2 separate regions of the Homo sapiens genome follow, and region 2 is linked to region 1. The links are chromatin loops, found by intact Hi-C in ENCODE. Cell type or tissue: dorsolateral prefrontal cortex. All regions are shown on one strand. Each heading gives the region's core, and the rest is flanking DNA. Links, peaks and the distances in the headings are about the cores only. Region 1 has its middle 150 kb from the start of LINC01231. Region 2 has its middle 12 kb from the start of PUM3.

Region 1 (16,647 bases), core at 4,314-9,313:
TTGCTTGATCTATAGCCCATAGTCCAATTTCATAAATGGTCCCAATTTATGCCTTTATAGCATATTTTTCCCTCTCCATTACTGGATCTGGCCCAGGACCAAGTCTTGCATTTAGTTGTCATGTTTCTTTAGTCTCCTTTAATTTGAAACAGTTCTTCAGCCTTTTCTTTCTTTTATGACATGGATATATTCAAAGAATATGGACCAGTTATGTTATAGAATATTCCCCATTTGTGTTTCTTTTCTGGTTTCCTCATGAAAAGATTAGTTTACACATCCCCAGGCAGAAAACTACCCAAGTTCTATTGTGTCCTTCTCAGGATATCACATCAGGGAGCACCAAAGCCCATCTACCCCTCATTGGTTTTGATCACCAGATCAGGATGTTTTCCAGTTCCTCCACTGCAAAGTTACTCTTCTTTCCCTGTTAGCCATAACTCATAAGCAATCTGTGCAAAAGCACTTTGAGATCCCACAAATATCCTGTTCCTCATCATATAGCCTCCTACCTCAAATTTAGTATCCGATTGTTATCCATTGCTTTGGAAAGACAGTTGATCTTTTTGTGTGTTAGCCTTGTATCCTGCAACCTTGCTAAGTCACTTAGTTCTTATATGATTTTTTGGATAGATTCCTAGAAGTTTCTACATAAGTGGTTATATCAGCTGTGATTAGAGACAGTTTTACTTTCTTCCTATCCTGTCTGTATGTCTCGCCTTCCTTCCTTTTTTTTCTTTTTTTTTTTTTTGCCTTATTGCATCAGCTAGGTGCTCTAGTACAATGTACAATGTTGTATAGAAGAGAGTGAGCATCCTTGCCTCTTTCATGAACTCGAGAGTATTTACTTTCCCTCGTGTTAGCTGTAGGTTTTTTTTAAAATAGATGCCCTTTATTAAGCTGAGAAAGGTCTATTATATTTCTAATTTGCCGAGAGTTTCTACTTTGAATGTATGTTTCATGAAATGCTTTTTCTGAATCTACAGAGATGATTATATCATTTTTATTTTAGTCTGTTAATATATGGATTTTTCAATGCTAAAACAACCTTGAATTTCTGAGTTAAACCTCATTGTCATGATGTATGACCCTTTTAACATATTGCTAGATGAAGTTTGCTAGAATTTTATAAATGATTTTTGTGTCTGTGTTTATTTGGTATTGCTTTGTAGTTTTCTTAATGCCTTTGTGGGGCTTGGGTATCAGAGTAATATTGGCCTTATAAAATGAGCTGGGACATGCTCCCTAATCTTTGGGGAACTGTATAGAATTGGTGTCATTTCTTCAAATATCTCATGTTTTATATTGATAATAGGTCTTATCTTTTTATTTTCTTGATTAGCCTAACAAGAGGCTTATCAATTTTGTTGATCTTTTCAATGAAACAGCTTTTGGTTTCATTCATTTTTCTCTATTTTGTCCATTTTCTATCTTATTGATTCTTTCTCTCATCTTTGTTATTTTCTTTTCTCTGATTACTTTGTTTCTCTGATTACACTTCTCTAACTTAAGCTTAGATTGTTAAATTCTTTCCTTTGTTGTAATGCACTCCTTTAATGCTGGACATTTCTTTCCACACTCTGCTCTAGCAACATCTCATAAATTTGGGTATGTTGTGGTTTCCTTGCTATACAGTTCAATATATTTTCTAATTTTTATTGTTATTTTCTCTTTGACCTATGGATTTATTTTTTGATCCATGGATTATTTGGGGATGTTTAATTTCCAATCATTTGGGGATTTTCCAGATATCTCTTGGTTATGATTTCTAGTTGAATTCTTTCTTGATCTGGGAAAATGCTCTGTACGATATTAATGGTTTCACATTTGTTGGAGTCTGTTTTATGGCCCACAATATGGTCCATGTTGGTGAATGTTCCATGAGCACTTAAAAAGAATGTGTGTTTTGTTCTTGTTGGGTGGCGTTTTCTCTAAATATCAGTTGGGTCAAGTTGGTTGATCCCTAATGGTTCTTGGTCTACTTGTTCTATTAATTATTGAGGGAGGAGAATTGGAATTACAAGCTATAACTGTTTATGTTTTATGTCCCTTTTCCATATCATAGATGATATTTCATTGAGTATATGTGAAGTTATGCTTCAGACGATTACAAAAGAAGGCAAAAAGTAAAAACTCCAACTTTCTACCAGCTGTTTTTCAATTTTTTTCTTCTAGCAGCTGTTTTTCAATTTTTTTCTCTTATAGGGAAAACTCATACTTCATTTAAACCCAGCTGGAGCATGACTGCTGTATGCCTCTCTGCTCTCAGTATTTATTATAGCAACCATCTTCTCTGGTCCCTGTTTCCTGCTGAGCAAGTGCACAAAATATGCGTTCTACTGAAAGATTTATGGGTAAAATAACATGATGTCTGGAATTAGCTTTAAAATGTACAGCAAAAAAAAAAATTCCCCAAAAGGCACGGCAGTACAGATGAATTAAGATGAAAAAAATCTTAACAAATTTTAAATCTTGGGAATAGGATTCTGTATATTAATCTAACTGTGTACATTTGAGATTTTTCATAACAAAAGTTGAAAAAACTCATAATGCTTGAAAAGTTCACAAAAACATGACTTGGGGTATGAGGAGCTACAAAGAAAGGATGTCACTCATCTACAAGTTGATTAATCTGCTGGTCGTCTAAAGTGTAATGATCAAAAGTATTGGAGCTGCCTTGAAATACTCTCTTAACAATTACAGTAGCAAGAGCAGGAGGCTGGGGTGGCTGACTAGTGGAACTTGAGAATCTTTATAGTTTGCAATTTGCTGCATGTGACTATTAGCTTCCAGGTGAAGTAGAACATAGTTATTTGTTATAGGACACACTGTGCTCAGCATTAACATTTGTATCCCCCTCTTTCTTCTTCAAAATGCATTCAAATCTCTCAGCTCTCTTAGGAGCATGAAAGGAATAAATATCATTTAATAAATTAAAACAAAAGAAAATGTTCTGGCAGCGTGCCGTGGCTCACGCCTTTGATCCCAGCACTCTGAGAAGCCAAGATGGGAGAATTGCTTGAGGCTGGGAGTTTGAGACCAGCCTGGGCAACACAGGCAGACCCTGACTCTACCAAAAAAAAAAAATTAAAAGTGATCCGGGCATAGTGGTAGTCCCCTATGCCCCAAATATAATGTGTATAGATATTACATATATTATATATTTTACATATATAATAAATTATTTATATTATATATTATACATTTTATGTATATAATAAATTATTTATATTATATATTATATATGTTAAATATATAATATATTATTTATATTATATATTATATATAACATATAATATATATTATTTATATTATATATTATATGTAACATATAATATATATTATTTACATTATATATTATATGTAACATATATAATATATATTATTTACATTATATATTATATGTAACATATAATATATATTATTTACATTATATATTACATGTAACATATATTATATATTATTTACATTATATATTACATGTAACATATAATATATATTATTTACATTATATATTACATGTAACATATATAATATATATTATTTATATTATATATTATATGTAACATATTATATATTATTCATATTATATATTATACATAACATTATATATTATTTATATTATATATTATATAACATATTTTATATATAAAAATAACATATATAATATAACATATATGTTATATATGTTATATATATTATATATGTATATGTAACATATATAATATATGTTATATATGTAACATATATAATATATGTTATATATGTTACATATATAAATTACATATGGGGCATAGGGGAATACCATTATGCCTAGCTGATTTTTAATTTCATATATATATATATATAGAGAGAGAGAGAGAGAGACCGACAGACAGACACAGAGACAGACAGACAGACAGACAGACAGAGACAGAGTCTCACTCTGTTGCCCAGGCTGGAGTGCAATAGTGTGATCTCGTCTCACTGCAACCACCACCTCCGGGGCACAGGTGATTCTCCTGCCTCAGCCTCCTGAGTAACTGGGATTACAGGCACCTGCCACCACACGTGGCTAATTTTTGTATACTTAGTAGAAATGGGGGCTTTACCATGTTGGCCAAGCTGGTTTCGAACTCCTGACCTAAGCGATCCGCCCACCTCAGCCTCCCAAAGTGCTGGGATTACAGGTGTGAGCCACTGCACCTGGCTGGCAATATATTTTACAATTAAAAAAAAAAAAAAATATATATATATATATATATATATATATATATATACACACACACATATATATATATGTATGTCTTTTGATCTGACTTCTAGGAATTTAACCTAAACATATTCATAAATGAGCAAAATGAAATTTAAGAAACTATTAACATTAAATCATTATTCGTAATAGCAATATACTGAAAACAACAAAAGTGTTCATCTTCAGGCGATGGGTGGTTTGGAATACCATACAGCTATTTTAAAAATTTTTACTTATGAAAAGAACTTCTAGTTCAATTAAAATTTTCTGTTCTTGGCTAAAATTAAAGCAAGTTTATTACGAAAGCAAAGGAATAATAAAAAAAGTCTAATCCATAGGCAGAGCAGCGGCATGAGCTGCTTGACTGAGTATACTTATAGTTACTTCTTGAGTATATGCTAAACGGGGTGGATTATTCATGAGTTTTCTGGGAAAGGGGTGGATATTTCCTGGAACTGAGGGTCCTTCTCTTTTTTAGACTTAACTAGGGGAAACTGTTTATACTGTCTGTTACTCAGTTTAAGAAATATTTATTCAGTGTTTAGAACTCCCAGCCCTTCAGGTACTGTGCTGGGTGCTAAGGATGTAATATTTTATTTTATTGATTTTCCATTTTTTGAGCACTTTGTCACCAGATAAGTGCCTCCCACAACTCTCTCAACTTCTCTTTGTAAGAGAAACCTCCCTATGCTTCCCAGATAAGGTAGTGATACCTCCAAACCAGTTTGATTCATGGAATCTCAGGAGAGTATATTGCATCCTATGGTCCCACTGACCATGTATGAAGAGGCAGTGTGCTATATTAAACCCACCTCGGGGAAGGAAACTCTTTATTAATAATTTATTGATGAGACAATATATTGTTTGTCCACTTATAGAATTTCCATATTGGGAAATTTCCATATTGTGCCCTCCAATGTAGCTTTTTACAACCCTCCCTCCTTTCTAAAGATACACATACTTGGCCTTCTTCACCTATTTATGGCACCTGTGTGACCGTGAAGGACTTGAGTATGCCACCCCTTTCCAGGGTAGACCATGGAAGAACAGGCAAGGACTAATCGGTGTGCTCAAGGACTATCATAGTCCACATGGCACCTTGTCCAAATTGGGGAGAAAAAACCCAACCTTCCTTAAGACAGGTTTTTTCTTTCATCTGTCATAAAGTTATGATATACTGATTTTGTTAGAAAAATGAATTCACTGCCATTTGCTAAAGAATTTATAATAAATAAATCTATGATGCTTTTGATAAAAAAAAAACATGGTCCCAGGGTTGTGCAATGCACATCCTGCACAACTGTACATGGCTGTCTTGTATATTTAAATTAAGTATGGTCTGTATTTCATAAGGAAACTTATGGAAAACTTACAGGCTTTCCTGGGCATTCCATTAAGTGATCTGAGTTTGGAGCAGATCATTAAAAGAACAAGGAAGATCACAGAGTGACAGTAAGATCACCCTTATCTCATTTTCTCTTTGGTTAAGAGAAAACACCTTGTTCTTTCTAACAGGCAGCTTTTCAGCTCAAACTCTGTTCTGGACCAGTCTTGGGGGTAGGAGGAGCAAAATCCAGGGAGGAATGGTTGAATGGGAGAAGGAAACCAAAGTGGAGGAGATTTTTGAGAGGTAATGTCAAGGAGGTGAAGAGTTTTTTCCATTTGGTTTGTGGCCGCTAGACCTTCTTGCCCATACAGAACTGACCCTGGGAAGCTGTTCTTTCTGGGCCTGAAAATGACTTCTCTCATTAGTGATTAATGTTACCTATTCAGGGGTCTTAAGAGAGATGGCCCTTCGACTTTCATGTTCTCAGCTCAACATTCATTTATTCCTTTTCTATTTTTTCTTTATTCATCTTTTTCCTTTTATTTATACAATAACTGTTTTTGAGCACCTACTAAGAAAAGGCACTATTACAGATCCCTGTTCTCATGGACAGACCATGTTCTAAATAGAGCTTCTGCCCAAGCAGCTGCTTCAGAGAACCCCTCTCAACTGAAGATACATTTTAGTTTGTTCCGATTCCATGTTAAAGTTTATTTTTCATTATTATATTTGAGATAAAAATAAGGCTAATATATCACTGTTAGCATTTTGGTTTAATTATTTTCAGCATTTTTGTTTTGTATCCATTTTTGAATAGTTGTGATCATTATTTAAATGTTATTTTATATTCACCATCTTCATTTAATGCTCTATAATAAGCATATTTTCATGTTTGTTAGACTTTATGACTTCAAAAATATATAAATAATAGTCCACATGAGAATTCCTGTAATTTGCTTAACCAATCGCCTGTAGTAGAACATTTAAATAGTTTCTGCTTTTTTCTATCATAAATAATATTTTTTCTATTATAATTAGTAGTAGCAACTTTGAAAATTATAAATAAATAGACGTCTTTGGGAGGGGTAGCTTTTGGATGGTTTCATTCAGATCAATCCTAAGAGGTTGGACAACTCTGCCAAAGGATATGAACTTTTTGTTTTTTGCTCTGCTACATGCTGCCAAATTGCTTCCCAAAACACATGTTCTGTTTTGTGATTTATGATGATTCCAGCAGTGTTTGAAAGTATCATTTCACTGAAACCTCATAAAAATTGGACATTGGAAGTTTTTAAATACTGCCTAATTCAGTTGTTCTGAAAAAAAAATAAGTAGATCCTTTAAATTTGTATTTCTTTATATTCTATTGATGTGAAACTGAGGAGGATTTTGTTAACATACCAGAATTTGATCTTGGGACACTGGGTGGCATCATCTCTCTGCCATCGTGAAACCATCTACTCAGGCAGTGGCGGTCATCAGAGCTGTTCATGGGCATTCATTCTTGTCTCCTTCTTCTAGTCACATGATGAGATTACACTTCCCTACTCCCTCAAGTTAGGCGCGGACATATGGCTTGCTTTGTCTAATGAGTGTGAGTGAGAGCAACGTGTCACTTCTGGCTGAAGATTTTACACATCATTGTGAGAATCACCATGTTCCTGTTTTCTTGCGTCCATGATCCCAGGCACTTTCTAGCCTGGGTTTTTGGGTGAGGATAACATGAAGCAAAGGCCCTACAGTGGTCTGTGATGGACAGGCAGAATAACTGAGAAGTAAATTTGTTCTAGGCCACTGAGATTTGAAGATTGTGTGTTACAAAGCACAGCCACCTGTCCTGACTGATTTGGCCAACATGAACAGTTCAGTTGCCTGCATTGCCGTGCCACAGCACTAGGGTGCCAGGCCATTGCAACACTACAGAGCACTGCAGCAGATCTTGGAGTCAGGTGCTTTTCCAAACAAGGAAAGAGTTCAGCGGTATTTATGTATAATCCATTCAATTCCAAGCAACAAAGTGGGTGACAACACTATGCCATCTGCCAGCTCAAATTATTTTTGTCATCTCAGATTAAAAATTCTGTTTTAATATTCAGCAGGGAAATGACTTAATGCTGGTTGGCTGCGGGCAACTTTTTAAAAATGGCTTTTCTTTTACAACAGGCCCATAAAAGCTAATAAAAAGAGCCAGCATGTATTGATCATTCATTATGCTTCAGGGGCCATGCCAAGCATCCTGCCAACATAATCCCCTTCATTTCTTTTCAAAAGGTCATGGGGTCAGTGCTATAATCATTGCTGGTTTACAGATGAAGAGGGAGGCTCAGAGTCAGTATCTCTTGTCAAGGTCATTTGATGGTTAATGGAAGTGCCAGGATTTGAACAAAGCCACTTGTAATTCCAGGGGCTGTGTAGCAGCCACTGCACAATAGGGGACACACTGGTTCTTCTGAAGCTTTCTCAAGGCCTCTTGTGTGGCCCATTTGATTCTGCCAGGTTGTTGTCCTTTGCTGCTATCTTCTTTCCCTATTTCCTGCCTTTGCTACATTGGCACCAAGACTTTTATCCTATGCATGATTTCATCCATCCAACACTCACCAAACGGACACCATGCAGATGCTAGAGACACAAAAATCAATAGAACCTAGTTCCTGCCCTCTAGGAGCTTACACTCCAACCAACAGAAATACAACATAAGCCATAAATGCAAGCCGCAGAAGTACATGTTAAAATAACCAAAAGAAACAGGTGACCTTCCTTTAACTAATATATTTCATTTAACCCAGTATCTCTAAAGTGTTATCATTTAAATATGAAAGCAGTATAGAAAATTATTAATGAGACATTTTACATTGTTTTTCTTTTTACTATGTTTTTGAAATCTAGTACATTTTATTTTGTACTTGACACCCCATGTGAATTTTGACTAGCCCCATTTCAAGGGCTCCGTCACCTCCTGTGACTACTGGCTATCGTAGTGCTCAGTGCAGGTCTTGAGGGAAAGATAAAGGCATAGATGGTTATTTCAAAGTAATGGGGAGAGTGATGGGACAGAAGTCCAGCGGGCATTGTGAGACCACAGCAAAGGGACACTTAGCCCAACCTGGAACTCCAGGGAAGCTTCCAGAGGAAGACACCTGGGCTGAGTAAAAGCAGAATGAGGCTCAGTCATGAAGGGCCTTGTAGGAGGAGCCAAGGAGTATGATTTTCTGTGCATGACCCTCTTCAGCTTTACAGTGTTCTTCCATGTACACTAGGACATTTGGGAAGAGCAGCGGCCCTCAAAGTAGGCATTTGTGGTGACCAAGACTGCTAGTTGTCTCCCCGTTCTATTCTCTCCTTCCACACTAACAGAAGTCCTATATTTTTAGGTGTGGCAATGGGTGGAGTTAAAAATCTGCACCTCCCAGTGAGCCTTGCAAGTAAAGACAGTAGCTAAAGTTGGGTAGGGTTTCTGCAAAATTTCCTTAACACAGGCTAACTCAGAGAAAAGGTATGTCATTTCTTCATTGCCTCTTCCTGCTGCTTGCTGCCGGGAATGTAGACATGATTTCCAGAGCTGCAGCAGTCACTTTGTGACTTCCAGGCACTCTCAGATGGAAAGTGTGCTCTAAGCACATCGGAGAAGTATGCCTTTGCCTTGTCCTTCCTTGTGTCTGCATAACTGTGGAACTGCTGAACTGTCTAATTCTGGACTTCTGTTATGAGAGAGAAAAATAAATTACTAATTCATTTAATCTACTATAATTTTGGGGAGCTTTTTGTTGTTATATGCATACAAATCTAATCTTGACTCATATACAATACATAACTCACAAATGAGCTAATATTAACTATATTAACTCATTTTATAGGGAAGTTCATAATATTAACTATCTTAGCTCATTTTGCAGGGAAGTTCACCAAAAATCTGAAAAATTAAGTGACCAAACAATAATCATACAAGGAGTAGTAGTGTCAGAGGTAAAACTCAAGCCTGGGGCTTCTGGTCCCCAAAGCCTGTGTTTTACTTATTGTACCATTTTGTTTTCCAAGGAGGTGGTTTCTGCTACTCTCTTCCCTCTATTACTGCACATTTTCAGGATAGCTGTGCAGAACAGTGGCTGTAGAGTACCAGATCACCATGAGTTACCCTCCTGTATGGAGCATCTGGTATGAACTAGTGTAGTGGCCACTTTGTCCCAGCCCCTACTAGGACATGCGTGGCCTTTGGCTTGACCATCGGCAGGAGGTCCATAAAATATCGGGGCAATCATGCGACCATCTCTTCCCCTTACCTGAGCCCCCAAACCCTGGCCTTCAGGGTTCCCTTCTGCTTCCACTGGGTTCTCTTGGCTGAGCAGAGAGAAGGTTCAACTGAGCCCTTCTCATCCTGCAGGTACTGGATTGTGCAGGCACCTGGCTTGTACCTCTCTCTCCCTTCCTGCTATCTGCCTCCTGGCTATGGCATTCCTCAATTACCATCCCTAGCACAGGGTGATAATACTCAAATCTGTCAATTCTGCAACTTGTCAGCTGCTCTACAGAGGGCTTGGTGGGAAAGGAGGTTGCTGACTCAAAGCTAAACGTAATTTTATATCATCTGCAGAACTCAGTCAACCGCAAGACACATATTGCTTGCAAGTTGACCACATCAGTCAATGGTTTATTGAGCATCTTCATTGACCTTCAGAACTACCATTAGCTCTATCCTCGCTGCCAAGAAATGGCCTGAGCCAACTGCCTGGTGCTGCCTGCCTCACTGGTTTCAGGTGCGGTCAGGCTGTAGCCATGGCCTTTGGGATAGGATGTAAGTAAGCTGTCCTGGCACTCATCACTCCAGGATTTCTCTAGCCTTGCATGTCAATCTGTCTTCACTTTTGGACAGAGGAGCATGTCTGCCTCTTAGTGCGTCTGGACCTAGAGCAGGGATGAAAATTTTTTTTCTGTAAAGGGTCAGACAGTAAATACTTTAGGCTCCATGGGCCATGGGCTTAGTTGCAACCACTCAGCTCTGTCATTGTAGCATGAAAGCAGCCATAGACAATATGCGTAGAAATGAATGTGGCTGTGCTACCGTAACACTTTATTTATGGACACTGAAATTTGAATTTCATATGATTTTCATTTGTCACAAAATATTATTCTTACTTTGATTTTTTAAACCATGTAAAAAACATGAAAACTATTCTTGACTAATATGCTATACAGAAAGAGACAAGGGGCTGGATTTGGCCTGTGGGCTGTAATTTGCCAATCCCTGATCTAGAAGCAGAGGAATATGGTGGTTAAAAGGGATGGCCTTTTGCAAAGCCTGTGGATGTCTGCAATCAGCTGTGTAACTTAACGTCTGCTGCCTCATCTTTCTAATCTTCAGTGTCCTCATTTGTGAGATGGGGACAGTTCCAATACATAGTACAGAGGGCTACTGGTTGATTAAATGAGATAATCCAGCTACTCTGGAGGATCTCCTGAGCCCAGGAGTTCAAGGCTGCAGTGAGCTGTGATTCTGCCACTGCACTGCAGCCTCGGTGACAGAGCAAGACCCTGTCTCAAAAAAAAAAAAAAAAAGAAAAGAAAAAAGAAAAAGATGTATATCACTCAGGACACTGTGAGGCTCCACTATGGGCCCAGTGGTGAGCGAGGCACTCTAGGAGATCAAAAAATGAACCAGACACAGCTGCACACTCCCCAGGAACGTGGTGTCTAGTAGGGAGGTGGCCGTGTGCCCCAATAATTGTCACGCATGGCAGAGTGAGCTTGTCTGCAAGAGAGGCACAGCAGTGACAATTTGTCATCTCACTGTGTGCAGTACTGCTTCCTAGGGTTTTGGAATGCTCAGGGTGTTTGCTCAAAGAGACAGCAGACCCACCTGGGACTGCCACACAAGCTCAGTCCTTGCACTTCTGCTAATCTCCTACAGCCCACAACTGTGCTGCAGCATTCTCAATCCAGCATCACCATTACCTTTGCCAGCACCCCTTGCCCTTTCATCTGCTCACAGTCCCTTGGCAGCCACAGGGGTAGAACTTCCACTTTCCATCGTTTGTAATGTAGTCCAGTTCAGCTTATGGCAGATAGCACCTTGTCACTGATGAATTTCTATTAAATAGAAGGTATTCTAATAAAATATATATAGTTTTTTGATAAGTCATTTACAAGCGAGGTGAGAAATATGGTAATCTATGTTTTTATGTGTTAGCATTATTTTAACTTCTACTTAGAAATGAATCATACCCTTACCTCTTTCTGTAAGATAACTTATTTCACCCAATCTGGCCACCAACCAGAATCCTAACGGGGCTATCACCTGGGGACCACCTAGACTTTGTTCCTGTCTTTAGTTATAGAATTTTTAAGCTCAGCCCTTAAAGACGAAGATAACAAAGTGACTTCTTGTAAATTACTGGAACCTCCATATGGTTTTAATAGCATACAGTTCTCCAAATTGTTTTCTGTTATATTACGTATAAATCATAGGACATACTTCTGAGACTAAAATAATAAAAAGTGATATTCAGATGCTAACAGCTAATCTCACTTCCAGAAAGAATTGATAAATCCTATAACAACAGTACTGATAAATTCAGTTTGTTTGTCTCCTGAAGTCTTCCTGGATCAACATTACCCACGAATTCTTTCATGTGCTGTCTGCTCATGTCCTGTGCTGTTGCATGCCCCATTCACCTCTCAGGATCTTGAATCAGGGATTTTATAACAATCGCAGAGCTTTTTTATGTGTCTTCGACTGTAGTTACTCAAGTTCATGCTTTTAAAGTAGTGATCTCTCCACTCTTCCTTTTTGCAAACCCTTTAGGAGAGTTCTTTTCTTCCAATACACTTTTAAAATGCTGCTGCAGCTACCAGTTACCTTGGGAATTACTTCTCTCATTTTTGCACTGTTACAGTTTCTTTCTGCTCTGTCCACTCTTTGATCTGCCTTCTGCTGTGATGGCAGGAAGGGTTTTTGAGGTTATTCTAGGATGTTGAAGTATGAAAGGAGCTTCCAAGTTGGGTATGACATGAAAAGCTTGTCTGCACAGGGCTGCTGTGTAACATAGTTCCAAGGAACACTATTCTCTTCATAGCCTATGTGAGTGTTGTAAACTGGAGTTGTACAGTGCACAATCTGTATGGTGATATCCAGCTGCCCTGGGATCCCAAGGGACAGGACTCATTTGAGACCATGATGAGTACTCTGTATTCTATTGGCTTACTCATGAAGAAAAAGGAGGAAGAGGAAGAGGAGGAGGAGGAGGATGCAGATAAAGAGGATAAAAGAATAGCAGTACTTTGATGGAGCTTCTTTTGTGCTAGGCACTCCGCCAAGCGCTTTATATATATATATATGTGATGGTTAATATTGAGTGTCAACTTGATTGGATTGAAGGATGCAAAGTATTGTTCCTGGGTGTGTCTGTGAGGCTGTTGCCAAAGAAGATTAACATCTGAGTCAGTAGACTGGGAGAGGCAGACCCACCCTCATTCTGGGTGGGCACCATCCAATCAGCCGACAGCATAAAAGCAGGCATGGAAAGAGCAGACTTGCTGAGTCTTCGGGCCTCCATCCTTCTCCCATGCTGAATGCATCCTGCCTTCAAACATCGGACTCCAAGTTATTCAGCTTTTGGACTCTTGGGCTTACACCAGTGATTTGCCAGGGGCTCTTGGACCTTCGACCACAGACTGAAGGCTGCACTGTCAGCTTCCCTACTTTTGAGGTTTTGGGATTCAGACAGGCTTCCTTGCCCCTCAATTTGCAGACAGCCTATTGCAGACACAATCACAATCACCTTGTGATTGTGTGAGTCAATAAAATCTCCTTCATGTATACATCTATCCTATTAGTCCTGTCTCTCTACAGAACCTTTACTAATACAATATATTAAATTTTAATTACTAAATAGGTGGCTGGTTGTGGTGGCTCACACCTGTATTCCAGCCCTTTGGGAGGCTGAGGTGGGAGAATCACTTCAGCTCAGGAGTTTGAGATCAGCCTGGGCAACATAATGAGACCTCATCTCTACTAAAAAATAAAAAATAAAAATAATTAGCTGGGTGTGATGGCACATGCCTGTAATCCCAGCTACTCTGGAAGCTGAGGCAGGAGGATTGCTTGAGCACAGGAGGCCAAGGTTGCAATGGGCCCTGATGGTGCCACTGCACTCCAGCCTGGATGACAAAATGAGACTCCTGTCTCAATAAATAAACTAATTAATTAATTAATAGGGGATTTTTTTCTTATTCATCATGGGAATGATTGGTTTTCTGGAGTACACCAGTTACTGACCTTGGTAATGGTGAGCAAGCCAGAAACAGGCTTCCTTCCCTCATGTAGGCTGCAACCTAATGAATTTTGATGGAAGTGATCATAAAGTCAGCTATGCTATTCATGGCAGGACCAAAGTTCAGCACAAAGAAAACTGCTAAAATTGCCATCAGAACCTTCTCAAAAACCCACACAGGCTACCAGTTGCGTAAAATGACAAATCCAACCTTACATTTAACATTACATCACCAACTGGGCTTTCTGTTTAGCCTTTATTTTTTTCTGTAACTCTGCATCTCAGTTCTTTCACACTGGAAAATCAGGCTACACCTTTGCCTGCATAGGAACTCCAAATTTCCCCGCTGGAAGCTTTGCCTCAAGTCCTTGTCCCCCTTCCTCCTTTCTGCCTACCCAAATGTCTCCTTCTTCCTTTGGTTCACAGTTCACCTCCTCTAAGCAGCCTTCCCTGATGGAACACACAGAGCTCCGTCCCCTGGATCTTTGAATACAAATTATTCTAAAAACATTTTGTGTGTAACAATGTATTGCTTTGCAGTAGTTCTCGTGTGTGTCCGTTTCTTCTGTCTCTCTCTCTCTCTCTCCTCTCTCTCTCCTCGTCACATATTCCTTGATGGGGGAAGTCTCATTTCTAATTTTGTTTGTAGCCATCCTCCATATCCCCTACTCCTGTGCCTAGCACACAGCAGGTGATCAATAAATCTTTTTAATAAGGAGCTGACTCACCGCCAGCACTCTGGCCCCCTTGGCTCAGGTTGTTCTGAGGCATGCAGCCTTCCAAGAAAAGCTGGCTTTCTTGGCTTCCTTCCATAGTGCTGGTATGAATTTCAATGCTAGATCTTCAAAGAAAAAACTCAGAAAGGGCCATCCTACCCTGGGGTAATTGTGAAAGAAACAGATCCCCAGTAGAGACCTGGGGGCCAGTTGGATAAAATTCACACTTATGTCCATTTTCCTTTATCAAAATGAAACAGAATTTCCAACCTAAATTAACACTCTTTTAAGTTCTTACTATATGATATCTATATGGGTGTGTGCATGCACACATGTACTCATGTATAAATAGGTATTAACATATAACACATGTACATATAGTATGTATGCATGTGGATTTTATCTATCTGTCTACCTAGCAAGAGAGAAAGAGAGAGAGAGTCTGAGCTCTCTGCCTCTGCACTGAATACTTCTATACTACACCTCTTAGAATTAATTTATGTATTTGTTTGTGTGTGTTGTGTGTGTGTGTACATGTGTATATGTACCTGTGTATAGGCAACACAGGGAGCAATTTAAGGTGCAGTATTTTATAAACATGGTGTTCTTGTTGCTTTACGGTGATAAATCACACATTGTATAATTGATAGATACCTGCTTTATAAGTACAGGAGGAGTTCAGCTAGAGTATTTTTCATAAATTTCTGGCAACACTTTACCAGCCCAGAATAATAGATAACTAGTTTTCAAATAATTATCTCCAAAGAAAAAACGTCTGCAGTTACACAGAGAAATTTTCACTGTCTTGATTTTGTAAACTTTGGGATCAGAAAACCTTTCCCTGTCTAGCCAATCTTTCTGGTTGGAGCTGAAGCCACTTCCCTGTTAGTTACGTTACATGAATATGTTACATCTTAATTTTGTGTGTATCTTTTCTTCTCAGCCATCGTCAACTGATTCACTAACAGCTTATTCCGAGGTAGAACATGCCCCTCAGTGTTGTCCTAGGTTTCAGAATTTCCCACTTTCTGGAATGCAGATATTGGTGCTGGAATGAACAGTGGCCTGGCTGGTTTGTCTCAGAGCAAACTGTGTCTGTAGTTCTCTTCCATCTGTATGATGGAGATCGTAATATCTCTTGGCAATGGGGATTGGATTAAGTGGCACTATGAATGTGAAAATGGTACTAAATGGAGCACTTCCTGAGTGCGTGTTTGCTTTTGACCCTGGCTGAGACTGGCAGCAGGAAGTATCTCCTCTCCACTCCCGATTGTTCTTTTGTGTTTCCCCTTGTGCTCCTTTCCCCCAGCCTCCTCCTCTTCACTTTGGTTCCTGGGCAGCTGCTACTGTGAAGACAGTGCAGCTCCCATCTGCTTTCAGCATATGGGACCAAGGCTGTTGCTTCCAAAGTCCTCATGTTTGCTGTTCAGAGCAGGGTGGGTTATTGTGTGGAAAGTGAGGCAGAAAAATTGCAGCATGATTTAATCAGTCTCTGTTAAAGCTTCATGTAGTATTGATGGGATTAATTGATCAGTCTTTCTACCTATCTGTTCATCTATCCATCCGTCCATTCATCCATCTATCCATCCATGTATCCATCTCCTAACTTTTACCACAGAAAGTTTGAGTTTCCTCACACATCTCTATAGTAAAATATAAACAGATAAAGTTCAAAATTAGAGAACATATAGAAAGCACAGAAGTCTGAGGCCAAGAGCAAATTAAAACACAGATCTGCATATTAGAGGACTCGTAAGTATTACTGCCAACCCATGATTTTGACTCTGGGCATCTTGACATTCAAGCAAAAGGGGAAACACTGTGAATTTACATGATCTCCAGAGTCCATAAAAGATAGAGCAGTGGCAGGAGGGCAGAATATGTCAAACAAAGCTTCTTTTGGCATTTGGATCTGAAGAAAATTTTTATATGGGTTCCCAATAGGACTTGGAATATGCCTTCATACCAGAGTGTCAAGGAATCTAGACTCAACAGTCACTCAATAGCTACATTCTCAATAAGATTTAGAATATCCCTTTTTATCAAAGTATCAAAAAATTATAGATTTGACACTCATTCTAGAGCTGGATTGCAGTTAAAGCTGAAGGT
Region 2 (16,647 bases), core at 4,163-9,162, 180 kb after region 1:
AGATGTGGGCTTTAACAGTTAAAATGGAAAGATCCTCCGTAAAATATATTTTCTCCAGCTTTCCAAATGAAACTCAACCTCCTCTTAATGAAATGTATTGACCTCCAAATTTATGTGAAGGACCTGGTAAAAGATGGGCCAGACCAGCGTCAGTGGCCAAACACATGGGTTACCTAAACAGAAGGGGTAAGGCAGAGCAGCCCTCAGAAGTAGGGTTGATGGGGTATGGCTTCCACAATACCAGGAAGAATCTTGCTTCCTCTAGGCCATCTCAAGCTGGTGCCTAGGCTTCCTTCCACAAATCTTTATCATTTTATTTAGATTTTTGTTAGGAAGGAGCCAGAGGGAAAAAGTTCCAATTGATAAGGATACCCAAGGTGATTAAGTTGATTACTAGAACCCACTACATAGATCTGACGAATTTAAAAGGGACTTCTAATCAAGAAGCAGCAGCTCTGAGATTCCTGGTTACTAGCTTTACATGTCGCTCTTTTTTTATGTAACTTTTCTTTTAACTTTTAAGTTCAGGAGAAGAAGTGCAGGTTTGTTACATACGTAAACTGTATCGTGGGGTTTTGTTGTACAGGTTATTTCTTCACCCAGGTATTAAGCCTAGTACCCATTAGTCATTTTTCCCAATCCTCTTCCTCCTCCCATCCTCTGCCTTCCAAGAGGCCCCAGTGTGTGTTGTTCCCCTCTAGGTATCCATGTGTTCTCATCATTTAGCTCTCACTTATAAGTGAGAATACAATATTTAGTTTTCTGTTCCTGTTGTTAGTTTGCCAAGGATAATGGCCTCCAGTGCCATCGATGTTCCTGCAAAGGACATGATCTCATTCTTTTTCATGGCTGCATAGTATTCCATGTGGTGTATATTTACCACATTTTCTTTATACATGTTGCTCTTGATATCATCAATATATCATTAACCAAATCTTCCCTGTGTAGATCCTTTCCACTCTGTATTCATTTGTTCTTGCATTGCTATAAAGAAATACCTGAGACTGGGTAATTTATAAAGGAAAGGGGCTTAATTGGCTCACATTTCTACAGGCTGTACAGGAATCATAGCGGCTTCTCCTTTTTGGGGAGGCCTCAGGAAGCTTTCAGTCATGGCAGAAGTCAAAGGGGAAGCAGGTATCTTACGTGGCAGGAGCCAGAGCAAGAAAAAGTAAGGGGGAAGGTACCGCACAGTTTTAAACGACCTGGTCTTGAAAGAACTCACTCACTATCACAAGAACAGCACCGAGGGGATGGCGTTAAACCATTCACGAGAAATCCACCCCCATGGTCCACCCACCTCCCACCAGCGCCCCCCGCCTCCCGCCCCACCAACATTAGAGATTACAATTTGACATGAGATTTGGGCAGGGACACAGATCCAAGCCATATCACACTCCTGCCTCCCTGTTGTTAGAAATGTTTACAATATCAAGTGTATTAATATGATTTATATTTAAAATTTCTTTACCACTAGGCCTGGTGTGATTTCTTATGTTTAAGAGATTTCTCTCTTGTCTTTTGGGACATTGTTTGAGAGAATAAAATGATTAATCTCCATATTCTTTGTATCTATCAAGATTTCCTTGGGGATGCTCAGCTTGTATATTTCAGTGTAGCATTCCTAAAGGTTGACTCATGGGATAGGTCTCTCTTCTGCAAAATTTACCCCATTTTTCTTAACGGTAAGTTACATCAATATTTTCATATAAAGCCTGCATATAAATACTATTTAGAGCTTATAAAATTCCGTTGGATGTTTTTGATAATTATTTAAATGCAAGTATCATTGGGAGAGATGTGGGTCTTATCATTGATACAGATTTTAGTGTAATATCTGAAATGGGGACTTGATAGAAAACTTAGAAGAAAAGGAATAAGTGTACTTGGTATATATAGAAAAGAGGCCAAATATTACCAAATAGGGGAGGAAACTTTGGGAGGAGAGAAGGAAGAGGTGACCAGTACCAATAATGAGACTGGCATAGCTGTGATAAAGCTGAAGGCATGGTGGCATTCTGGTGCTCTCCTGGTTTAATCATCTTGTTTAAATTCACATGACATGTAAAGTTACTCTGAATGATCCATTAAGTTCATTTATTCTCCATTCTCTTTTCTACCCTATTAAATATGTAGAAAAAAACATTTTTTACTAAAAAAATTTGAGAGAATAATTTTTTTATAATACCAGATTTTTTGAGCCTGAAAGAAAGTAACAGGAATTACATAAGCAAGTATGCTGTTATAAAATAAATTTAGATAAAAAGACTTCCTAGTAGCAAGCAGTTAGGGGGAAGAGGAAGGAGAGAAAAGAATGAAACCAGATAAATCTATGTTTAATTGTTGAAGATTCAATACAAAAGTAAAGAGCAAAGAACAGCCAGGAGACTCCTGTGGGGACTTTTAGGGTGCTGAAAATGTTGTTTATTTCTTGACATGAGCATTAGTTACCCAGATGGTCACCTTACACTAATTCAGTAAGCTGTATATTTTTGTACCTTTTTCGTATATGCTAGTCATTTTCCAAATAAGCATTAAAAGAAAAAAAAAACAACTGAACCCTGAAAACAAAAGAGAGAGAGAGACTGACCCAATTCAGGCAGACATATCTGAAGTAGGGGGAAAATCAGCAAATTGACCTCTTCATATTTCCAACAACATACTTGATACTTTTGGATATGTGTTCCCTGGTTTTGTGAACAGGCTGAAAGAATTTCAATCATGGGTCCCTTTTGGGCAATAAGGATTGGGCCAGTCGTTGTGCATGGAAAGGATACTTGATTTTCACAAAGGTTATATTTAATATAAAATATTCTACTTATCAGTTCTTCTCTACTCTGCATGAGGGGATATGAATAAGAATGTTGGAGAAGCATTATTCAAAATAGCCAAAAGTAGAAAAGGTGTCCATCAAAGTAAAATCGATAAATGTGCTATATTCTGGCTATATTTCGCCGCAAAATAAAAGCTATCCACGACAATCCAGATCGATCTTCTTTTTTCAAGTGTTGGGCAAAAGAGAACAGAAACAAAAGGACACGTTTTCTATGATTTTGTTCTTATAAAGGCCAAATACACGCAAAGCATAAATGATAGTATTTAGGGATACACACTTATGTGGTAAAAGTGTGAAGAGAAGCCAGACAGTGATGAGCATAGAAGGAGTGCGCAAGGAAGGCAGGGCCTAACATGTGCCAGCCCCACTCCAGGCTGACTGGGAAGACAAATCAAATGGAAGAGACTCTCACTCCTTAACGATGCTGAATAATTAGTGCCTAGAATTACAGCATCTCAGGACCGAAAGGAGCCTAAAGATCACTAAGATAAGTGACCTTTTAATTTTTTACATTTCAATTTTTATTATTATATTTCAATAAAAATTAGAGAGTTCAATAGAGTATTTCCAAACTTTATTCCAACAGGTAAGGTATATTTACAAACATACTACAATCTATCACCAACAATTATTTCATACAAAGAAAAGGCGTGTCACCCTCACAAAGTAAGAAGTAAATAATTTTAGAATAAATGATAGCCCTTTACATTGAATAAATTTAGATTTGTGAACCATGCTGCCTATTTCTTTCCAGGAACATAGTAAAAAAAAAAAAAAAAGGTGTTTTTTTTTTTTTTTTTTGAGACGGAGTTTTGCTGTTGTCGCCCAGGCTGGAGTGCAATGGTGCGATCTTGGCCAACTGCAACCTCTACCTCCCGGGTTCAAGCAATTCTCCTGCCTCAGCCTCCCGAGTAGCTGGGATTGCAGGCTCCCACCACCACGCCCAGCTAATTTTTTGTATTTTTAGTAGAGATGGGGTTTCACCATGTTGGTCAGGCTGGTCTTTAACTACTGACCTCGGGTGATCCACCCACCTTGGCCTCCCAAATTGCTGGGATTACAGGCGTGGGTCACCGCACCAGCCAGTAAAAATTTTTGAATAAACTACCATCAATCCCTAGACTAGTTGGTGTATGAGAAACTTTGACCTTACCTACCACTAATCCAATACTTGAATCTTCTTCCCCAAATCCATAAAAGGTGTAACTGGGGCTTGCCTATGCTTGCATACTTCTGATGAATTAGAACTCACTACTAGAGATGCTAACATATCTTCCTCTTAGAACATTTGTGACTGAATGCTCTTCTGCTGTTGAACCTAATTATTTCCCCTTCGTTTGTGGTCTTAGACTAGTGACTGCACTTACTGTCTAAATTGTACAGTCTTCTATGTGTCAGCCCCAACCTGTGAGCAACACGCTTTATCCCCCTCCCTGTCATGACCCACGCTCCTTCTCACGTTGAAACATCTCAAATCCTTTGTACTATTTCCTATACATATCCTGAATCGTCAGCATCCTTAACTCTCTGCTTGAGGTGTTCCAATTTGTCTGTATCTAATTTTAAAATGTGATTTTCCAAACAGAGTACAACTTTCCAGGTTGGTTTGCCTCACCCAAAAGAGAGTAAATGCATCATCTCTTTGATTCAAGACATTCAACTTCTTCCCTCAATGTAGCCCAAAATTTCCTAAATCAACTCTCCCATTCCTATTAACTCATTTGATGAAAACAAGTTCATATGCCAGTGTGAGTCTAGAAGACTGGTTTCCCACAGAAAAAAGGAGAAGATGGCAGATCTTACAAACTAATAAGATACGAGAATGGCTGATTATTTATTTTTAAATGTTCTGAATTCACCTAATTTGTGCTTAGCATACATCTCTTCACTTGTGAGAAAGTATACCATTAGCAAGATCCTCAGACACCTTTCAGGGGACTCACACATCCTCTTAATACGCCACTCCAGTCTAGTAAGCTCCAGAAAAAGAGTGGAGTGACTGTGCTGGGACTTGTCCTTGGTGACTGCTTGCTGGCGCCACCTACTGGGATCAGCGTCTCTTTCCAGGTTCGTACATTCTTGGGAACGAAGACTGAGTTCCCCAATATGCAGTTTGTAGAGTTTATTTTCTTCCCATCTTAGAAAATGTAAAGGATGTGAAGTTCTTGCTTGCAGTCTCTTGTTACCCATGAGATTAAAAAAGTCCCACTAGCAGCAGTTCCATGATCTCATTTGCATATTATCTCAGTAAACTACAACTTTGATTTGCCTGGGCCATGAGACACAAAGGTAAAATGATTAATATTCTTACCCATGTTGTTCATGATGAGAAAGTGAGACAATTTACAAATAAATTAAATTATTAATAACAAAATTACTTTCATTTGTACTATTGAAAGTTAGTTAACACGTATTCTTCTCTTCCTCATATATTTATATTTATATTTATAGTTTATCCCAGTCTCTAGAGTATTTAGCTATATATATATATAAATATTTAGCTACATATATATATAAATATGTGTATTCTATTTGATAGCAATAGAAATTTGCTCATGACCCACAACAAACATTTTGTAGAGAGACAGTATAAAATGCAGATGGTTTTGGGGGGTGGAAGTTGTTTTTTATTTTGTTTTAGATACAGGGTCTCACTCTGTTGCCCAGGCTGGATGGAGTGCAGTGGTGTGATCATGGCTTACTGTAACCTCGATCTCATGGACTTAAGCAACCCTTGTGCCTCAGCACCTCAAGTAGCTGGAACTACAGGCATGAGCCACCACACCAGGTTAAGTTTTTAATATTTTGTAGAAACAAGGTCTGGCTATATTGGCCAGGCTGCTCTCAAACTCCTGGCCTCAAGTGATCCTCCCACCTTAGCCTCCCAAAGCACTGGAATTACAGGTGTGGGCCACTGCACCTGATCTTTTCTTTAAAAAAAATGTAACTTAAAAAAAAAATCTCTTTAACTCATTTCTTCTTTGAGTGTGGCCAGCTTGAGGGAGGCTTTACTTTCTTCAGTTGGCAAAAATGTATGATACAGTCATTAAAAAGGCACTGAACCAAAGGTTATTAACTTGGGGTCTTCCAATATTCAAGAGATTCATGGACAGAAATCAAGAGGTTCATGGACAGAAACAGTTTCTAAATATATATATATTTATATATATATAAATATATATATTCTAAATATATTATTATAATAATATAATCATTATATATATAATTTTTTGTTTGTTTTTGTTTGTTTGTCTTGTTTTTTTCTTTTTTTTGAGACAGACTTTCTCTCTGTTGCCCAGGTTGGAGTGCAATGGCGCGATCTTGGCTCACTGCAACCTCCACCTCCCAGGTGCAAGTGCTTCTCCTGCCTCAGCCTCCCAAGTAGCTGAGATTACAGACGCCCACCACTGCGCCTGGCCAATTTTTTGTATTTTTAGTAGGGACAGGGTTTCGCCATGTTGGCCAGGCTGGTTTCGAACTCCTGACCTCAGGTGATCTGCCCACCTCGGCCTCCCAAAGTGCTAGGACTATAGGCGTGAGTCACCATGCCTGGCCAGTGAAAATATTTTTTAAAGGAACATAAGAAAGGAGGAAGGGAAAGAGAGAGAGAGAAGGGAAAAGAAAATACACCTTTATTTTTTTTTACTAACTTTTAAGTAAAATTATAGTTTATAAAATATGATTGTTAAGCCACAACATCATATTATAGTTGTTGCAGATATTTTGAGATATTGTTTTTGCTTATTGCTATTTCAAGATTACAATGGATAGGAGGCCTGCCTCTGGCTTTTATTATTTACTGCATTCATAAAAAAGCACATATATTACTATGTCTTGCATTTGCTTAAATATTCCAGTAGCAGCTTTTCAATATAACTGGCTTCCGTTGCAATCCTACGCATCCTATTTTTTGCATTTAAAATCACAATGCTGAGAAGGAGTTCAGAAGTCTCACCAGACTGCCATAGGGATTAAGAGCTCCTGCATTAAACTCTTTTGAGAGCTTTGTTGGGAAAAACAGAATCCTTCAGGCCATCCTGTGCCAGGGGAACCGAATTGCCTCAGAACAGACAGAACCTTTGCCTCTGTGGTTCTAGACCCTGACTTTAGAAGAGATGTTAATAATAATGAAAGACTCTCCTTTCTAGCCTGGAGAGTATTGCAGAATCCTGGAGAGTATGCCATCCTGGTGATTTTGGGTACCATTGGGTATTTCAGGGAAATAGTGCCATCTGGTGGCTGATGCTCCTCCTCCGGTGCACACTTCTGTTTGTCTTGTAATTAGAAACATTCATAGCGAAACACAGTGGCATTTAAAAGTATCAGCGCATAGCTCTTCCCCATTTCCGTCCACTGCGTGTGTTTAGTTTTGTCAATTCACAAATCTCACAGATTCAATGAATGATAATGCTCAGTGTTCTGTGGAATCACATTTTTGTCTCCTTTTTAGAAATGTTTAGCAGAAGACAGTGATTGGCAATTTGAATTCCAATTCTCAAGGCTTCAATAATGGTAAAGGTCCCTCTTCCCTCAAAATAGCATTTTCATTTTTTATAATGCCTGGATCATTTCAAATACAAGGTGTACAAAGAGATATCAGGGCTGTAGGGTTGTGAGTGGGGCGTGATATCTGCAGGCTTCAGGTGATGTTGATGTTAGTGGATTCCCGGGGTTTCTGACACACTGACCCTGGGTTTTCTTTCATATGTTGGTCAAGTTGCCCTTGACTCAACAGTTATGATTCTGATTCTGGCTCTGCATGTGGGCTCTGCTAGTTTTCCCCACCTTCTTTACTGCTTTTTACAACTTCCACTGCCCACTTCTTGGTCCAAGCTACCAGCACTTTTTCTCAGATTATTGAAAGAGTCTCTTAACTGGTCTACCTTCTTCCACATTTTCCCCGCTAAGTTCATTCCCCACATGGCAGCCAGAATGATACTGTAAAACCACAAGTTAGATCGTACCCACCCCTCTGCTCACAATCCCTTTCCTTCAGAGAAAAAACAGAAGTCTTCGCAATATCCAAGACACTGTAATCAGGCTCACAGATAACCCCCTAAACCCATCTCCTTCTCCACTTACCCTCACCAACAATACTGACCTTCTTGCTGTTCTTCAAACAAAGCATGGCTCTGCCTCAGGACATCTGCACTTGCTGTTCCCTCTGCCTAAAACACTGTTCCTCCAGTTACTAACATGGCGCATTCTGCATTCTCTTGCTTCTTTCAAGGGCCCAGAGACTGTGTGGCCCGTTCTTTATTTTTCTCCATAGTATTTATCACTATCTAAATTTTTATGTGCTTTACTTATTAATTTTTGTTGTTTTCTTCCTCTTGTTAGAACATAATCTCCATGAGTATAGAGATTGTCATCTTTGCTTCTTATTAAAGTTTCCCTAGTGTCTAAAAAAAAATGCCAGTCATGGAGCAATCAAATGCTTGTTAAATAAAAGACTCATATTTCCTGCCATGATGAGATCCCAATCTACCTGTTAGATGGACTCTGTTTTACTGTGCCTGTTGTGAGATCTGTCCCACCTGGACTCTCCTGGCCTGTGAGGGTCACTGGATGATTCTCAGGTATGTTCTGAGCTATGGCAGGTTTCTCTGCTGCTTATAGCATCAAAGCATCATTCCTGAGTTATAAACCTTAATGTTGAATGTCCTTCCTGAAAATAGCATAGGATGACTCAAAAAGTGGCTCTATTGATAACAAAGATACTTCTGTCAAAAATGAATGTACAAAGTTTACTAAATGAAATGTCAAAGTAAGAACAAGCAATATTTATAGATTTGTATATTATTTTTAAAGTGATTTTAAATGTGTCTGTGTCACTACATAAATTAATATTATAAGGAGACATATGCCTAGTACACTTACGTCTATAAAAATTTAGTTAACCAAATTGGCCGAAATATACTATTGGGGCTTCTTCAACTAATGGAAGAGAGGAGCTCTGTATATTCAAGCATATATAGTATTTGCTAAGACTCTCTCCCTCCCTCCTTCGCTCCCTCCCTGCCTCCCTTCCTTCCTTCTCCTCTCACCTCCCCTCCCTTCCCCTCTCCTCCCCTCCTTTCCTTTCATTCTTTGAGACAGGGTCTTGCACTGTTGCCCAGGCTGGAATGGAGTGGCACAATTATAGCTTAATGTAGCCTCAAACTGGGCTCAAGTGATCCTCCTGCCTCAGCTTCCCAAGAATCTGTGACTACTGGCATGCACCACCACGCCTGGATAATCTTTTAAAAATTTTTCGTAGAGATGGGTGGGGTCTCGCTATGTTGCCCAGGCTGGTCTTGAACTCCTGGCCTCAAGTGATTCTCCAACCTCAGCCTCCTGAACTGCCGGGATTACAGGCATGAGCCACAGCACCTGGCCTAGCCTCTCTTCCCTCTCTTCTTCCTCTGCCTTTCTACTCTTCACCTTTTCCTCCACTTCCCTTTTCTACTCTTCTCATCCTCCTCTTCTGTTTCATCTTCTTGACCTTTGTGCTTTGCTTTCTCTTCATCCTTTCTCATTATTTTCAAATATATACCTTTAAAAGATCTCCATTCTCCTTGGTCATATGTACCCATTCTTGTTCGCATGTCAATTTCTAGAGAGTAGAAAATAATTCAGAAGAAGAGTGGGGAAAATTAAATCTTCTTAGGTTGCTGAGAATGTCTAGGCACCTACACTGATGGACAAAGTCTGAGAATAGTCATGGGGAGGATGATTCCAGCCATAAACCTGGCAAAATATCACTCATTGCCCTCCCAGGTGTGGTGCTTCTCAGTACATAATTGCAAAAAAGCGGGGGTTTTTTAAGTATAGGGTATGTCTTAGTTATTCCTTCTGTTGCAGGTATGAATTTGCTGCAAGAATCAGCCTTTTTTTTTTTTTTCCTAAATTGAAAAGATTTGGCTAAGCTGCCACCCACTAGAGGTGGTGGAATATTTTCAGTAGTGTCTCTAGAAGTCCCTCCCTGTCTCATGCATCATGAAGAGTCCCACAGGGCTTTAGCTGCCAGAAAAAAAATCAAGGAACAGAGTCTTTAATCTTTAGTTCATTGTGATTGTCAAAGAAATGCTCATTCCCCAAGCCCTTTGGACCCTCAGAGGCATTCCCTTCTGTTCCACCTTGTGTTCCTCTACATTGTGGGAGTCCTGCCTCCCACCCCCCACTTCCACCTCCACTGCAGTCCCATCACCACCTGCAATGCTCCCTGACACCTGGAATGCTTTCCCTCTTGGATATCTCAGGTCCATTCTTCAAGGAGCCCGGCTTTCCTTTATCTTTCTTTTATATTCTTTTCTTTTAAAGTCTGTTCTGTCTTGCTGATGAGCCAAGGGGTGAAGAAAAGGGAAAATACCTCTCATTCTTTTTGTTACAGCTATGAGAATGAGACTGAATTAATGCCTCAGTATATTATTTGCTCATGCTTCTATTTTTTGATTATCAGACTTGGGGGAGATTTTCTCAAAAGCTCCTGCTGGAAATATTTGAACAAACTGTTAGAATGTACTTTTAATTTTTTTTCATTAATTCCTAGGTAATGTTTCTTGATTTCCATTATTTCTTATTTTTTGTTTCATCTCTATGAAAAGGACAGAATGGCTAAAACGAGCAAGTCTGGAGTTTGAGGTACAGTTGCGTGCCACTTAAAGACAAGGATACATTCTGAGAAAAGTGTTGTTAGAAATGTGTTTCGGCCGGCCACAGTGGCTCACGCCTGTAATCCCAGCACTTTGGGAGGCCGAGGCGGGAGGATCACGAGGTCAGGAGATCGAGACCATCCTGGCTAACATGGTGAAACCCCATCTCTACTAAAAATACAAAACATTAGTCGGGCGTGGTGGCGGGCGCCTATAGTCCCAGCTACTTGGGAGGCTGAGGCAGGAGAATGGCGTGAACCCGGGAGGCAGAGCTTGCAGTGAGCCTAGATCGCGCCACTGCACTCCAGCCTGGGCGACAGAGTGAGACTCTGTCTCAAAAAAAATAAAAAAAAGAAGAAGAAATGTGTTTCATCATCGTGTGGACATCACAGTGTGCACTTACACAAACCTACGTGGTACAGCCTACTATACACCTAAGCTATATGGTATGGCCTGTTGCTCCTAGGCTACACACCTGTACAGCATGTTATTGTGCTACATAACTGTAGGCAATTGCAACACAATGGTCAGTATATGTGTATTTAAACATATGTAAACAGAAAAGGTACAGTAAAAATATGATACAAAAGATAAAAAATAGTACTCCTGCCTAGGGCACTTACCATGAATTGAGTGCAAGACTGGAAATTGCTGTGGGTGAGTCATTGAGTGAGTGATGAGTGAATGGAAAGGCCTAGGACACTATGGTATACTGCTGTAGACTTTATAAGCACTGTACACTTAGGTTACATTAATTTTTTAAGTAATTGTGCTATGACATTATGGCTGCAATGACATCACTAGGTGATAGGAATTTTTAGCTCCATTATAATGTTGTAGAACCACTGTTGTATATGTGGACAGTTGTTGATTAAAATGGCATTATATCGCCCATGACTGTATGTTACACTACTATTCCATGAGTGTGTTTATTCCACCTTTCCCCAGATCCTTTTTTTAAAAAGATTGATCTTGTGAATACTTATTTTCCGTACTGTATTAAGAATAATGCGTGTGGGATAACATTTCTTTTGAGGCTAACTCCGAAGTCATTAAATGGCCAAAATCCCTGGTTGCCTTATAAGACAAGGGTCTTTAAGACCAATCCCTGAAAATATTCCTTTATACAAGCTCATAAAATCTGTTCTATCTTTTCACTCCCTACTATCAGCCCATTGGTCTGGTCTGCTGAGGAAACTGAAATAATCCACTGTTAATAATCCTGTAGTGGATCCTGCCGGTAGACTGTCCGAATCCCCACCCTGGCCTCTTCAGTACACGTTGTCTGGCCTTCCACTGCCAGCAGATGGATCTTTTTCTGAAAGTTTCTCTGATGCCACTAGATGCCACGTTGATGCTCATATAGCAGACCAGAAATATTAGGGAAATACTACCCCCACACCCACCCTCAGAAGCAGTCGTCAACCAATGACTGATGGGAGTTCATCTATGAATGCCCCAGCTTCTGGACCCCTTGGGTGGGCTATCTCTGAGGTATATGTACTACATTGGCTTCCAAAGTTCTCTAACAAGATGGATCTTCAGTTGCCCACAATCTTAAATTGTTTGACAATGAACACTTTTTTGGTTATCTTCTGTTCCCTGCCTCACTCCCCATTCCCATACAGACATTCCCGGACTAAGCCATTTGCACTTGAATCTTTGTTTTAGGGCCTTATTAAGACCTAAACTTCCCTCCTGCAGAAAGACAACACGAGGTCTCTTTCTGAAAGACAACTTCTGCCGTCTTCCCCCACCCAGAGCTACCCCAGATGCCTCTCCTGACTGCCAGGCCAATAAATGAGGTCAAATCCCAGAGAAATACCGGGCCTGATGAGGATACAGAGAGATTGTACCCTAAAGGACCTGCAACAATTACCTACAGCATTTACTTTCAAGAGTTGGGGAGTTCTCAGGGGCAGGACTATGAGAGTTCTTGACCAAAGGGCTGGAAGACAAAAGTGAACAAGCAAGAGTGCATTGACTTGGGGTCACTTTCTTGGGATACGGTTTTTAGCACCCTGGTAAGGCCCTAGGGATGGGACAAACACACTGCTATGTGGCTTTCCAAAGCCTAGTAAAAGCAGTGCCCAGTTGCTGAGCAAAGGTGAAATGCCTGAGTTGCCACAGCAGATGGTAAAAAAGATGGAAAAAAATAGATGGAAAATAAGATCAGAAACAGTTCACATTCCTTGGAATGAACAACGATACTCATTTACAGTTTTGCACCAGGGCTATGTTAGCTCGCCCACCCTCTGTCTTAATATAGTCCGAAGAGATCTGGACCATCTGGACATCCTGTAGAATATCACATTTGATCCATTACATCAATAAAATGAAGACATGGCTGCTATGCTAGGAATCTTGGTAAGAAACATGTGTTCCAGAGGGCAGGAGAGAAATCTTACAAAAATTCAGGCACAGGCCACTTTGGTGAAGCTTCCAGGAGTCAGATGAGAATTTACACAAAGTATAAACATTTTCACGTGCTAATACCCATCAGAAAGCATCCACTAAAGGAGAAACATCGAACAATTAAGTAGACAAAATATCGTGGCCAGTTGACATTCGTCAGTCTTCAGCATTGGGCATGATGGACACATGAATAGAGTGAACACAATGGCAGAGGTGAGGGCTACAAATGTGCCCAACAGCGTGAACTTATACTCACCAAGGCCAATCTAACTGCTGCTTCCTCTAAATGTAGAGTCTTCCAGCAACAGGAACAAATGCAGCACTCCTGAAATGGCCCTATTTCCTAAAGAGACCAACAAGCCACTCAGTGGCAACTTGACAACATTTGGGCTCCTTTTATTCTGGAAGGGCCAACAGTTTCCCCTCAGTGGGATAGTCTTATTCCAAATATGAGTTTGCCTTTCCCACCCACAGAGCCTCAGCCAGCATCAATATCCAGACGTTTATGCAGTGCATGATCCACAAGCATGTAAACCTATGTAACATAGCATCCAAACAGGGGCCACAACTCACAGCAAAGTGGGTGCAGAAGTGAGCCCATGGTCATGTGATTCCCAGATGACATCACAGATGCTCCATCAAGAGGCAACCAACCCACAATAGAACATTGCAGTGGCCTATCGAAGGCACAGCTGGAGTACCAGTTTACAGGCAATAGTCTACAAAAAGGAGGTGCTATCCTCCAGAATGCAGAATAAATAAATCAGAGATCTCCATAGAGTGCTATGCTCCTAATAAGAATACATGGGTCAAGGAACCAGGGGAAAGAAGCAGGAATCATCATTCTTACCATTATTCTCAATGGCCCTCTGGGGAAATGCATGTTTCCTGTCGCCTTAACTCTGGGCTCTGCAGGTTTAGAAGTCCTTGTCTTCAAAGGAGGCACACTCTTGCCAGGGGACAGAGCAAGAGTTTCATTGAACTACGGGTGTCTCCTGGACATTTTGGACTCCTTGTGTACAAGATTAACAGGTAAGAAGGGGCGTCTCCATCTGGGCAAGTGTGATTAACTCCGATAACTAGAGGAGATAGGACTGCTTTTGGTCAACTGAGACATGGAGGAATACATATAGAACCTAGGCGATCCACTTAGGTATTTCTCAGTTCTCCTTAGCCCCCACTGTAATGGTAAATGAACATAGGAAGCAACCCTTGGCTTAGAGGTTATGATTACTAGAGTCTCAGACCCTGTAAAACCAATGGTTTAAGTCACATGACCAGGTTAGTCATCAAGACCTGCCAAGCTAATAGCCAAGGATGAGGTGAATTTAGAATGGATAGTGCTGGAGTGAGATGATGAGTACTTGCTGCAGCCCCCAGGAGACTATACTTTGTCCCCCTGGTCTCTCTCTTCTAACATTCCCCTCCTGAGCAGAGGGCCATAGGAACAATGGAGGAGCCACTCCCCAAACACACATGGAGAAATAGCCCTGTGCTGTGTGAGGGGTAGACTCTGGCAGCCATGGAGTGAACTGCTCCAATCTCCTTTCAAGAGAGAACCGGCTGCGAGAGGTGTAGTTAGCTTATGCCTCCAGCTGCCACAACTTCAGCATCCACTGCAGCATTCATGCTGAGGCCATGCACTCCCTGGGTTGCTCCCAGCCAATGACTGAGCACAGCAGGGGTACTTGAGCTGGGCCTTTCCTACTCAATTTAGCTTTCCTTTAAGGAGAAATCTTTGCTCTGCAGTGCCATGCTGGCCTCGCCGAGGCTTTCTCAGAGCTTTACTACAGCCTGAAGACTTTCTACCACATCCTCCTTCCGCCTCTCTCTCGACACACGTCAGAGCTGTATCATGGTATCGGGTGCTCCCTATTTACTGCTATTTCCTCTCCCCTCAGCTTATTGTGAAGTTTTTCTCACAACATGTCTCTTGGCCTAATTCTATCTTGACATCTGCTTCCTGGAGAATTTAAATTGACATAATAGGTTTGAGCAAGTGGGTTAATTTATTTCTTCATCTTAAAAGGAAGAGGTAGGCTGGGCACAGCTGCTCATGCCCATTAATCCCAGCACTTTGGAAGACCGAGGTGGGAGGATCACTTGAGGTCAAGAGTTCAAGACCAGTCTGGGCAACATAGCAAAACCTGTCTCTCCAAAAAAGAAAAAAAAATAAAGGAAGAGAGGAATATTGGGTAGGTAAGTAGAGCTAGATCATTATTCTAAGTACCAACATGAAATTTCTATAGTTTTAAAAAGTGGGAGGAATAATTAGAAAATTCTTTTTTTTCTATTTTTAATTTTTTTATTATACTTTAAGTTCTAGGGTACATGTGCACAACGTGCAGGTTACATATGCATACATGTGCCATGTTGGTGTGCTGCACCCGTTAACTCATCATTTACATTAGGTGTATCTCCTAATGATATACCTCCCCCCTCCCCCCAGCCCATGACAGGCCCCAGTGTGTGATGCTCCCCACCCTGTGTCCAAGTGTTCTCATTGTTCAATTCCCATCTATGAGTGAGAACATGTGGTGTTTGGTTTTTCGTCCTTGAGATAGTTTGCTGAGAATGATGGTTTCCAGCTTCATCCATGTCCCTACCAAGGACATGAACTCATCCTTTTTTATGGCTGCATAGTATTCCGTGGTGTATATGTGCCACATTTGCTTAATCCAGTCTATCACTGATGGACATTTGGGTTGGTTCCAAGTCTTTGCTATTGTAAATAGTGCCGCAATAAACACACGTGTGCATGTGTCTTTACAGCAGCATGATTTATAATCCTTTGGGTATATGTCCAGTAATGGGATGGGTGGGTCAAATATTTCTAGTTCTAGGTCCTTGAGGAATTGCCACACTGTCTTCCACAATGGTTGAACTAGTTTACGGTCCCACCAGCAGTGTAAAAGTGTTCCTGTTTCTCCACATCCTCACCAGCACCTGTCGTTTCCTGACTTTTTAATGATCGCCATTCTAACTGGTGTGACATGGTATCTCATTGTGGTTTTGATTTGCAAGAAAATTATTCTTTATTCATATTTGAAACAAACAATTTTCTTATTTGTTCACCTAATAAAATATATGCTTGGTTATCTTTATTGCTCACAAATTAGGGAAATCACACGAAAAAACTAATTGATACTTTCCAAAGGAAATAACTTTTATCAAGCCTGAAAGCAGAATTTTAAAAACTTAAAATGCCAACGTATTAATCGTTCTTATCCTAGACAAAAAACTGAAGCTAGTATGTGTTGCTTGAGGAGTTTTGTTTGACAAAACCATAGTGCATTATAAATGCACTGTGTATAAGTGACAATTCTTGGGCTTTAAGTGATATTACCTACTTTTTATTTCATTTCTCCATCATGTGCTGACACAAGCTTTTATTAAGGTGAGACTACTACAATCAGATAAACTTACATCTTAGCCATGTAATTTTCTGCTGCTCCAAAGTTTGTCATCAAAGAAAGCAAAATAGGACAAGGTTAATACTGTGTTTACTAGACAGCAACTACAGCATTATGAATGTTCAATTAATGTTTAGACTACATTAGTGCACTTTGTAGCAAATGTACGATATTGGAAAACATAATGCACACTATTCAGAAGCAGTTCTTTTTCACTAAATAAAAATGTGTTGGCAACTGCTCCGTTTCCATGGATTTATGATTCTAATAGGTCCTGAAAATAAAGCCCAATCCTTGCCAAAATATCACTTATGCTTTATATCAGTAACATGCCCTCTATCTCTGCTTA

Evidence for each region. Hi-C counts contacts between places; a loop is a spot of excess contacts. Peaks named below come from ENCODE experiments on the same cell type or tissue, not always from the same donor. Only the 100,000 strongest peaks of a DNase experiment are listed, where the experiment ranks them.
Region 2: it touches region 1 in a loop (7-fold over the local background); 3 of 110 quality-filtered maps call a loop at or near these places.

The regions. Positions count from the first base shown.
Region 1 is chr9:3,026,610-3,043,256 of GRCh38, reverse strand. It overlaps the pseudogene CARM1P1. Among named protein-coding and RNA genes, the nearest start is that of LINC01231, 150 kb to the left of the region's middle. In dorsolateral prefrontal cortex, for the core only: no CTCF peak of the experiment used is centred there; a DNase peak (open chromatin) is centred at 7,035.
Region 2 is chr9:2,848,207-2,864,853 of GRCh38, reverse strand. No RefSeq gene overlaps it. Among named protein-coding and RNA genes, the nearest start is that of PUM3, 12 kb to the right of the region's middle. In dorsolateral prefrontal cortex, for the core only: CTCF peaks have their summits at 4,671, 4,882 (motif pointing left), 6,864 and 7,063 (motif pointing left); DNase peaks (open chromatin) are centred at 4,853 and 7,073.